Linked DNA regions of Homo sapiens: region 1 is linked to region 2. A link is an interaction called in ENCODE POLR2A ChIA-PET data of the cell type or tissue named here. Cell type or tissue: HepG2. All regions are shown on one strand.

The links. ChIA-PET counts read pairs that join two places held together with the same protein. Peaks named below come from ENCODE experiments on the same cell type or tissue, not always from the same donor. Only the 100,000 strongest peaks of a DNase experiment are listed, where the experiment ranks them.
Region 1: POLR2A ChIA-PET joins it to region 2 with 5 read pairs; 2 of 35 experiments call an interaction of 5 or more read pairs at or near these places.

Annotation. Positions count from the first base shown.
Region 1 is chr20:44,250,692-44,255,691 of GRCh38, forward strand. The region is part of intron 1 of GDAP1L1 (ganglioside induced differentiation associated protein 1 like 1); the gene reads left to right. Among named protein-coding and RNA genes, the nearest start is that of GDAP1L1, 5.9 kb to the left of the region's middle. In HepG2, a CTCF peak has its summit at 2,974 (motif pointing right); a DNase peak (open chromatin) is centred at 3,010.
Region 2 is chr20:44,431,536-44,436,535 of GRCh38, forward strand. HNF4A (hepatocyte nuclear factor 4 alpha) reads left to right here. Exons shown (of 10, transcript NM_175914.5): 10 at 1-1,310. Among named protein-coding and RNA genes, the nearest start is that of LINC01430, 17 kb to the right of the region's middle. In HepG2, a CTCF peak has its summit at 227; DNase peaks (open chromatin) are centred at 156, 2,356, 2,826 and 4,276; H3K4me3 peaks cover 685 bases.

The DNA.
Region 1 (5,000 bases), 180 kb before region 2:
CTATCATAGGTCATTGCTTGGGGCCACAGGGTTTGAAGGAGGCTCTAAATGCCTAAGGTCAATGTTAGGATGCTTCTGAGGCTGTTCCTGCCCCCAGCCTCCTCCTCCTTTGTGGGGAAGAATGAGGCCAGGAGGGGCAAAAAAGCATAGAGTCAGGAGACCAAGGTTCTAGTGCTGCCAGTCCCACTAACTGGCTGTGTGACCTGACCCTCTCTGGTCCTCAGTTTTCTCAGCAGGGAAATGAACCAGATGTTTGATACAACGTGCCTCCCTCCTCCTTCACCAGGCAGGAAGAACTGCCCTACCTCTCGGTGCCCGTTGACTTTGGGGCATCCATCTGTCCTCACAACTGCCCCTTTTCAAAAACCAAGACTGCTACTTCCTAGCTGTGTGACTGGGCAAGTTACTTACAATCTCTGTGCCTGCTTCCTTTTCTTAAAAGTGAGGGTACTGGGAGGTACTAGTACCAATTTCATTGGAATTCATAGGGATTAAGATCTAATGCATGTAAAGCTCTACAATAGTGCCTGGCACAGAGGAGGTGATAATAAGAGTTGGCTGTTGTTACTGCTGTTATTTCCACCAGAGTGAGTCTCTGAGGGTCGTCTCTGGCTCCCTGCAGCAAGCCTGGTTCATGGTTCCCTTACTGCCTCCTCTCAGGGTCTGCCCTGTCTTGGATGTACCTCTGGAGGGCCCCTGGCCCAGCCTTCAGATCCCAGGGGCAAGAGACCCAAGTCTGGGGCCTGCCAGAGGCCAGTTCAGACACCCAGGCATGGCAGGAGAGAAGCAAGGGGGTGAAGGATGAGTTCTCTTTCCCACCCTGCCCTTGCCTTTCAAACTCTTAGGGCTGACCCTCCAACTTGTCCATGCTGCACTTGACCGTGTACCGCCTCCCTTCACCTAAGAGGAGCCCCAGAGAGGAAAGCTGATGGGGGCAGCAACGAGATGCATCTCCCTGCTTCTCTGCTCAGAAGCCTGCAGTGGCTCCCCAGGTCCCTCAGGAAAACTCCAGAGTCCTCTCAATGGCCTCAGGCCCTCCTGCAGGGTCCTAACCTTGCTTGAGTCAAGACCTAAGTTGGGGGAAGCTTATGGGCCCTTCTCAGAATAATGTTTTTAATTGAATAAAATAAAATGTATAGGATTTTTAGATTAGAACGAAAACCAATCGTATTGAAGTACGGCGTTATATAATAATATTTATGTTTCTTTATTAACCCCTTATATAACACGGTCTGGTGGCCGGTCTCATAACAACTGTCATGTTGGAGTCGTGATGAGTGCGCATGATATTTTGAGACAACTGCAACAACTGTGAAGTGATGAAAATATCTGATTCCTAGTGGTGACAATATTGCAGGCACTGCTAAACGCTACCCTACTTTATCGCCTACATTCATAATTGAAGAAAATGCTAACTGTCAGTTTGAGATTACTGAAAATAAACATGTAATTTTCCCATCCTAGTTCAAGGAGCCCCTGAATTAATTCATGGACCCCTTGGCCTGGGAGTGTGGATTAAAAGATCCTGTGCACAACCCGGCCAGGCGTGGTGGCTCACACCTGTAATCCCAGCACTGTGGGAGGCCAAGGTGGGTGGATCACCTGAGGTCAGGAGTTTGAGACCAGTCTGGCCAACAGGTGAAACCCTGTCTCTCCTAAAAATACAGGCTGGGCGTGGTGGCTCGCGCCTGTAATCCCAGCACTTTGGGAGGCCAAGGCAGGCGGATCACCTGAAGTTAGGAGGTTGAGACCAGCCTGACCAACATGGTGAAATCCCGTCTCTACTAAAAATACAAAAATTAGCTGGGCGTGGTGGTGTGCACCTGTGATCCCAGCTACTCGGGAGGCTGAGACAAGAGAATCGCTTGAACCTGGGAGGCGGAGGTTGCAGTCAGCCGAGATTGCACCACTGCACTCCAGCTTGGGTAACAAGAGCGAAACTCAAGCTCAAAACAAACAAACAAACAAACAAAAAACAAAAGTTAGCTAGGCATGGTGGTGCATGCCTGTAGTCCCAGCTACTTGGGAGGCTGAGGCAGGAAAATCGATTGAATCCAGGAGATGGAGGTTGCGGTGAGCTGAGATTGCACCATTGAACTCCAGCCTGGACAACTGAGTGAGACCCTGTCTCAAAAAAAAAAAAAAAAAATCCTATGCACAACCCTTTCTGCTCCTACCCTCCTCGTCTATTCCTGACTGCTCTGCTCCAGACACACTGGCTTCCTTGCTATCTTTTGAGTATGTCCAACATGCTTAGAGCCTTAGCACTGGCTGTTCCCTCTGACTGAAGCTCTCTTCCCCAGGTCCCTGTGTGGACCACTTCCTCACTTCTTTCAAGCCTTTGCTCAAGGGCCACCTTCTCGAGAGGCCTGCCCTAATAGACCACCTTAATTAAAATTGCTACCTTTATCCCTGACACCATGGTACCCCGATTCCCCTTCCCTGCTCTATTTTCTCTTTTTTTGGACGCACTCACCGTCTTTTGACAGACCAAATTGCTTACCATCTGCCTGCCCCCACGGACATGTCAGTTCCCTGAGGGCAGGGATCATTGTTTTGTTCACTGCTAAGTTTCCAACAAGACCTGGCACATAGTAGGCACTCAATAAACAAGTGGTGAAAAGTGATGGATTTGCAAGCTGTAAGGTGTTATGTTAAAAAGCCATTTGATTCTGTAAATCTAAAACTGCTCTAAAAATAAGGCCTACTAATTTTTTTAAAAAAAGAATTTGAAATAAACTGAGGTCAGAGATGCTAAGTGTTTTATACAAAGTCACACCGCAACTAAATGACTAGGCAGAGACAACAACCCAGCCCATCACATAAACAAGGGCCTGGGTGAGGAGAGGCAGTGCCTGACCCATGACAATGCGGCACTGTGGGTGATTTTCAGGCACCAACAGGGAAGTTCGTTTACCTAGAGATGGTTGATGTCTGATCACACTAAGTGGTGACCACCTAGGTCTGGTCCAGCCTCCAGGGGGCAGAGATGGCAGATGGCCTTGGTAGCTGAATGCCCTTCCCTTAGGCTTGGCTTCCTCTCTGGGTCCCCTTCCTCCACAGGGTGACACATGGCTCTGGCCTGTAGCTCAGCTAAAGGTGAAAGTCTCCTTGGCCGCCTGCCAGGGTGACCCCAAAGCAGCTCCAAGCAGGATTATCATGCCTCTAAAGATATAGTCCCCTCCCCAAATAGCAGCCCTGATACTTTCATGGGAGACCCAGGGTAGAGCATGGGAGCGGCCCCTGGAGGCAGGTGCCCTGCCAAGATGGAAGGCCAACTGTCTGGCCCTACCAAGGGCAAAGGCCTGGTTTGGACTCTGTTTCCACCCATTCAGAGGTCCCAGCTTGGCCTGGAGGATGGAGGGCCAGGTAAAGACAAGAGAAGGGGGCTTTCTGCTCCAGCCAAACTCCAGTCTCCACTACTCTGGGCTTCTCCAGGGCACAGGCCGCCCATGAGCTCAAATATACACATGCATACCTGCTCCCACGCATGCACACTCACACTGACCGGGAACACACATGGCACACACTCACATGTACACACATGTGCACTCTCACATCCACACTCACACAGTCCTTGAATACTCACACTTACTCATACACTCTTCCATGCACACCCACACTCACACACACGCAGACACGCAAACACATTTGCTCACTCATACACACGCACTCACACTCAGACCCAAACAGATGCTGCCCCCAGGCTGCTCACTCTCTGCAACAGTTTTTCCCCCTCTCTCAGACAGAACGAGAAGCTCCCTCCCACTGCCGAGGAGGGAAGCAGAGCCAGCCCTGTCTCCTGCCTCCTGCAAGGTTGTGAATGTAGTAGTGTCAGCTTGCAGCAGGGCTGCGGGGCACTCTGTGAACACTGAATCCAGCCCCCTTGTTTTGCTGATGAGAAAAAGGAGGCTCAGAAAGGGGCAGTGATAGCTCTAAGGTCACACAGCATTGCTATGGCAGATCCAAGATGAGGACTTGAGTCCCTGCCTCCTAGCCCAGGGTCTCTACCTGCACCATGCGCCCCACCTATAGGACCTGCTCTTGGCTAATGGAGCAAATAAGTCTGTGAATGAATGTTGGGTGTTTCAGGGCAAGTTACCCTTCCCTTCCCATGATCCACCAAACAGGAGGAGGTGTTTATGTTCACTGTGAGGGTGGGGCATGAAGTACTCTAGGACACACCAGGGTGTGTGTGTGGTGTGTGTGTGTAATAAGTGATGCTAGAACTCATGTATTAACCTTCTGTGCTGGGGCTGTCTCCACAACAGCCCATTTCAACCTCACACTTGCATTCCTCACTTCACGGAAGCTAGAAATCAGAGAGAGCAAGTGACTTGTTCAAGGTCACACAGCAAATAAGCAGTAGAGCTAGGCTTCCAAGTCAAAGTCTGTCTGCCTCCAAAACCTGCCCTCATACCAGCAGCTAAGACACATTACCCCTACTGTGTTCCAGGCACCATTCCACAGGGACTAAGGAATTTCATCCTCACAGCGGGCCTCCGAGGCAATTACTATAGGACTCCCACTGGATAAGAGGGGAAACTGAGGCACAAAGAAGTAAAGCTGCCCAGGCATGGTGGCTCACACCTATAATCTCAGCACTTTGGGAGGTCAAGACAGGTGGATCGCTTGAGGTCAGGAGTTCAAGACCAGCCTAGCCAATATGGTGAAACCCCATCTCTACTAAAAATACAAAAATTAGCCAAGTGTGGTGGCATGCTCCTGTAATCCCAGCTACTCGGGAGGCTGAGGTAGGAGAATCGCTTGAACCCAGGAGGCGGAGGTTGCAGTGAGCCGAGATCGCACCACTGCACTCCAGCCTGAGCAACAGAGCGAGACTCTGTCTCAAAAAAAAAAAAAAAAAAAAAAAAAAAAAAGTAAAGCTACTTGTAAAGCCAAGTCATCCAGCAAATAAGTGTAAAGCTGGGATTTGAAACAACACCGTTCAGGTTCTGCCCATGACGCTGCATTGCCTCTTCTGGATGCTTAACTTGTCC
Region 2 (5,000 bases):
GGCCTGGGTTTGAGGGCTGCTCCGGAGACCGTCACTCCAGGTGCATTCTGGAAGCATTAGACCCCAGGATGGAGCGACCAGCATGTCATCCATGTGGAATCTTGGTGGCTTTGAGGACATTCTGGAAAATGCCACTGACCAGTGTGAACAAAAGGGATGTGTTATGGGGCTGGAGGTGTGATTAGGTAGGAGGGAAACTGTTGGACCGACTCCTGCCCCCTGCTCAACACTGACCCCTCTGAGTGGTTGGAGGCAGTGCCCCAGTGCCCAGAAATCCCACCATTAGTGATTGTTTTTTATGAGAAAGAGGCGTGGAGAAGTATTGGGGCAATGTGTCAGGGAGGAATCACCACATCCCTACGGCAGTCCCAGCCAAGCCCCCAATCCCAGCGGAGACTGTGCCCTGCTCAGAGCTCCCAAGCCTTCCCCCACCACCTCACTCAAGTGCCCCTGAAATCCCTGCCAGACGGCTCAGCCTGGTCTGCGGTAAGGCAGGGAGGCTGGAACCATTTCTGGGCATTGTGGTCATTCCCACTGTGTTCCTCCACCTCCTCCCTCCAGCGTTGCTCAGACCTCTGTCTTGGGAGAAAGGTTGAGATAAGAATGTCCCATGGAGTGCCGTGGGCAACAGTGGCCCTTCATGGGAACAATCTGTTGGAGCAGGGGGTCAGTTCTCTGCTGGGAATCTACCCCTTTCTGGAGGAGAAACCCATTCCACCTTAATAACTTTATTGTAATGTGAGAAACACAAAACAAAGTTTACTTTTTTGACTCTAAGCTGACATGATATTAGAAAATCTCTCGCTCTCTTTTTTTTTTTTTTTTTTTTTTTTGGCTACTTGAGTTGTGGTCCTAAAACATAAAATCTGATGGACAAACAGAGGGTTGCTGGGGGGACAAGCGTGGGCACAATTTCCCCACCAAGACACCCTGATCTTCAGGCGGGTCTCAGGAGCTTCTAAAAATCCGCATGGCTCTCCTGAGAGTGGACAGAGGAGAGGAGAGGGTCAGAAATGAACGCTCTTCTATTTCTTGTCATTACCAAGCCAATTACTTTTGCCAAATTTTTCTGTGATCTGCCCTGATTAAGATGAATTGTGAAATTTACATCAAGCAATTATCAAAGCGGGCTGGGTCCCATCAGAACGACCCACATCTTTCTGTGGGTGTGAATGTCATTAGGTCTTGCGCTGACCCCTGAGCCCCCATCACTGCCGCCTGATGGGGCAAAGAAACAAAAAACATTTCTTACTCTTCTGTGTTTTAACAAAAGTTTATAAAACAAAATAAATGGCGCATATGTTTTCTAAGTCCTTGGATAAGTATCTTTTCTTTCAGGTATCAGAAATAAGACTGAATCTTCTGGTTCTACTTGGGGGTTAAAAAATTTTTTTTAAAGGAAGAATGAGAATAGTTTTATAGTTCTTTGTGATGTGCAGAATGTTTTTGTGTCCATTATAATTTTTCAGTCTTCACATCAAGAGGTAAGCAGTTAGACATGATTACTCCCACTTTCCAGATGAGGAGACTGAGGCTTGGGGGAAGTGACTTCTCTTGGAAGGCAGAGGTGGACATCTAACCCTGGTCTCTTGATTCCAAGTACTTAGTATATCGAGAGAGTGAAAGTTGATCCCCCTTCTTGAAGAGGGGAGTGATGAGGGGAGAGTGCAATGGCAAGATCTGGAAGAATGGCAAGAGGGTCCAAGGGTCTGTCATCCTCCACCAAGGTTCAAGACAGAACCTTTTGCTGGGTCACCTCAATCTGCCAGCAATGGAAGATGAGTAGCTGTGGGGACATTTCATAAAAGCAAGTGGTTTTTTTGTTTTGTTTTGTTTTGTTTTTTGTTTTTTTTTCTAGAACAAGGCTGTGCACAGTGGCTCACCTCTGTAATCCCAGCACTTTGGGAGGCTGAGGCGGGAGGATCACTTGAGCTCAGGAGTTCGAGACCAGCCAGAGCAATATAAGGAGACCCCATCTCTACAAAAAATTTAAAAATTAGCCAGGTATAGTGGTGTGTGCCTATAGTACCAGCTACTCTGAAGGCTGAGGTGGGAAGATTGCTTCAGCCCAGGAGTTCGAGGATGCAGTGAGCTATGAATGCAACACTGCACTACAGCCTGGATGAAAGAACAAGACTCTGTCTCAAAACATAAATAATAAGTAAAAAGAATAAAAGCAAGAGATGCACTTGAGAATCTCCAGCCAGATCTGTAGCCACTGGGCTTCTCTCCAAGGCTAAACTATTACAGGAGGGTGGCCTTGTGTCTCGGTCACCACAGACCACAGCGTTCCATTCACTCGGGGTTGTGCTGGAGCTGGCTTGTGAGAACTGACTGTTAGCTTCTCTTCCCAACTCCATGTTTGCCAGTGCCACACTGATAGCTTGAAATTGGTTATTGCCGGAGTGTTTACACCACAAGGACTAGCAAACTCTACAAATCCGGGCTTTTGTTCCTGGAGAGCCCGTTGTTAACATTCACCAGCACACCACAGCATTCGGCAATGGCTGGACCATGGGATGCCTACATATGGGGACATCCTCCTTGGGGATGAGGGTAGAGCAGGGCGATCCTTTCACCTCTTCCTTAAGGGAGGGGACAAAAGTTCTGGTCTGGGAAGCACACGTTTTGCTGATCAGCGTAACCTTGGGCAGGTCACTCCACCACTCCGAGCCTCATCTGTAAAGTGGGAATGATATCTCCCTCCAGGGCAGATGTCAGGATTCAATGGAATGAGATCACAGTAACTGTGAGAGCTCCCGTTACATGAGGAGTACAAGTGAACTCTTCATGCGCCCCTTTTTAGCGAGAAGTTAACCATTAAACTCTCCAGGCTTCAGAGCACCCATTCGCTGTCTACCTGATCCCTAGGGCCGCTCCCGCCTTCCCCTGTGCCTTCCCTCCACTAGTCAGCACCAGGAAATGTTTTCGATAACGTTGCAACGGAGGCCTTGTTCATGCTGCCGCCATCGGGGACAAGCGCGGGGGGGGGGGGGTGGAGGCCAGAGGAGACTATTTCAGTCCTAAATTGTGCTTAATAAACCCATATCAAAACCATAAACCCTTGGCTGCCATAAATTCCTCTACCCTTGGATCCTCCACCTCATCAGCCCTTTGCCCTGGTTAATCTCAAATCTCAGCGCAGGCAGCCGGAGCTTTAGGTTTGGTTTCTACTTCAGTTGCTAAACAGCATCAGCTCAGGTGGCAGACAGTAAAATTCCCATTTTAGAGATGATGAAACTGAGGTTCAGAAAGGTGAAGAAACTTGTCCAAGGTCACACAGCTAGAGACCCCAGCCAAGACCTGAGCCCATGCTTCCACCACCCAGGTAGCCTGATTAAGAAATGGGAATTCTTGGCTGAGCACAGTGGTTCACCCCTGTAATCCCAGCACTTTGGGAGGCCAAGGTGGGCGGATCACCTGAGATTAGGAGTTCAAGACTAGCCTGGCCAACATGGTGAAACCCCATCTCTACTAAAAATACAAAAATTAGCCGGGCACAGTGGTGCACACCTGTAATCCCAGCTACTCAGGAGGCTGAGCCAGGAGAGTTGCTTGAACCCAGGAGGCGGAGGCTGCAGTGAGCCGAGATCATGCCACTGCACTCCAGCCTGGGTGACAGAGCGAGACTCCATCTCCAAAAAAAAAAAAAAAAAAAAAAAGGAATTCTCAATTCTCAAGCTTCTCGGGGAGACAGATTTGAGGTTTCCTCTTACATCTTTGTTTGGTGGCCCTACAATTAAACCTCTTTCTCTGCTACAAAACAATGGAAAAAAACTGGAATTTCTAAGGCTCCTCATTTTTTTTTTTTTTTTTTGAGTCAGGGTCTCACTCTGTCACCCAGGCTGGAGTGTAGTGGTGCCATCATAGCTCTCTGCAACCTCTGCCTCCAGAGTTCAAGCAATCCTCCTGCCTCAGCCTTTTGAGTAGCTGGGGTACAGTGTGCCAGCACACCTGGCTATTTTTTTCTTTTATTTTTAGTAAAGATGAGGTCTTGCTATGTTGCCCAGGCTGACTTCTTTTTAGCACCTCTGAAAAGTTGTTTCCCCAAGCCATGCTACTAGAAGCTTCTTATTCCATCATTCCATCATTGCTCAGAGTGGGGACCAGAAGTAGAAGGGACCCTGGGTGACAGGCTGCTTGAAGATCCAAAGAAAGTTTCATGCAGTGTGAATGGCCTGTCATCCCAAATTGGTGAAATCGTCCTACTTCCTCATTTGTGGAACCCAGATAACCTTTGAGCTACACTTCTCAAATCCACGTATCATATGTAAATTCCAGGATGTGATCTCAGAGGCCTGAATCACAGGATCCCAGGCAGCTGTTTGACAATGGTGGAGTTAGACACCAAATCATGATGCCAAGGACATTTACTGGGCTCTTCCTCTTTGCCAAACATGGCTGGACATAATTTAATTCCCACAACAACCTCTGAGGCTGTCATTCTTGTGGTTCTGTTTCACAAATGAGGAAACAAGACCGGTCATGGTGGATCACGCCTGTAATCTCAGCACTTTGGGAGGCTGAGGCAGGTGGATCACCTGAGGTCAAGAGTTTGAGACCAGCCTGGCCAACGTGGTGAAACCTCATCTCCATTAAAAATACAACAAAAAAAAAAAACCAGCCAGGCGTGGTGGCATGTGCCAGTAGTCCCGACTACTCGGGAGGCTGAGGCAGCAGAATCGCTTGAACCCGGGAGACAGAGGTTCCAGTGAGCCGAGATCATGCCACTGCACTCCAGCGTGGGCAAAAGCTTGAGACCCTGCCACAACAACAACAACAACAAAGAGGAAACAGGCTCAGGAGGAGAGAGGAAGGGACTTGCCCAAGGTCCACACACAGCTGGTCACCAATCCATACCTGGTGTGGCCGCTGATCTGATGCTCATTGTCTGACTCCAGGGGCCAATATGAGGCCTCGAGGAAGACACTGGTGACTCCATCACTGCGTGGTGGGCACAGAAGTAGTGTGAATGGTGGAAAGCTCATCTCATGACAAAT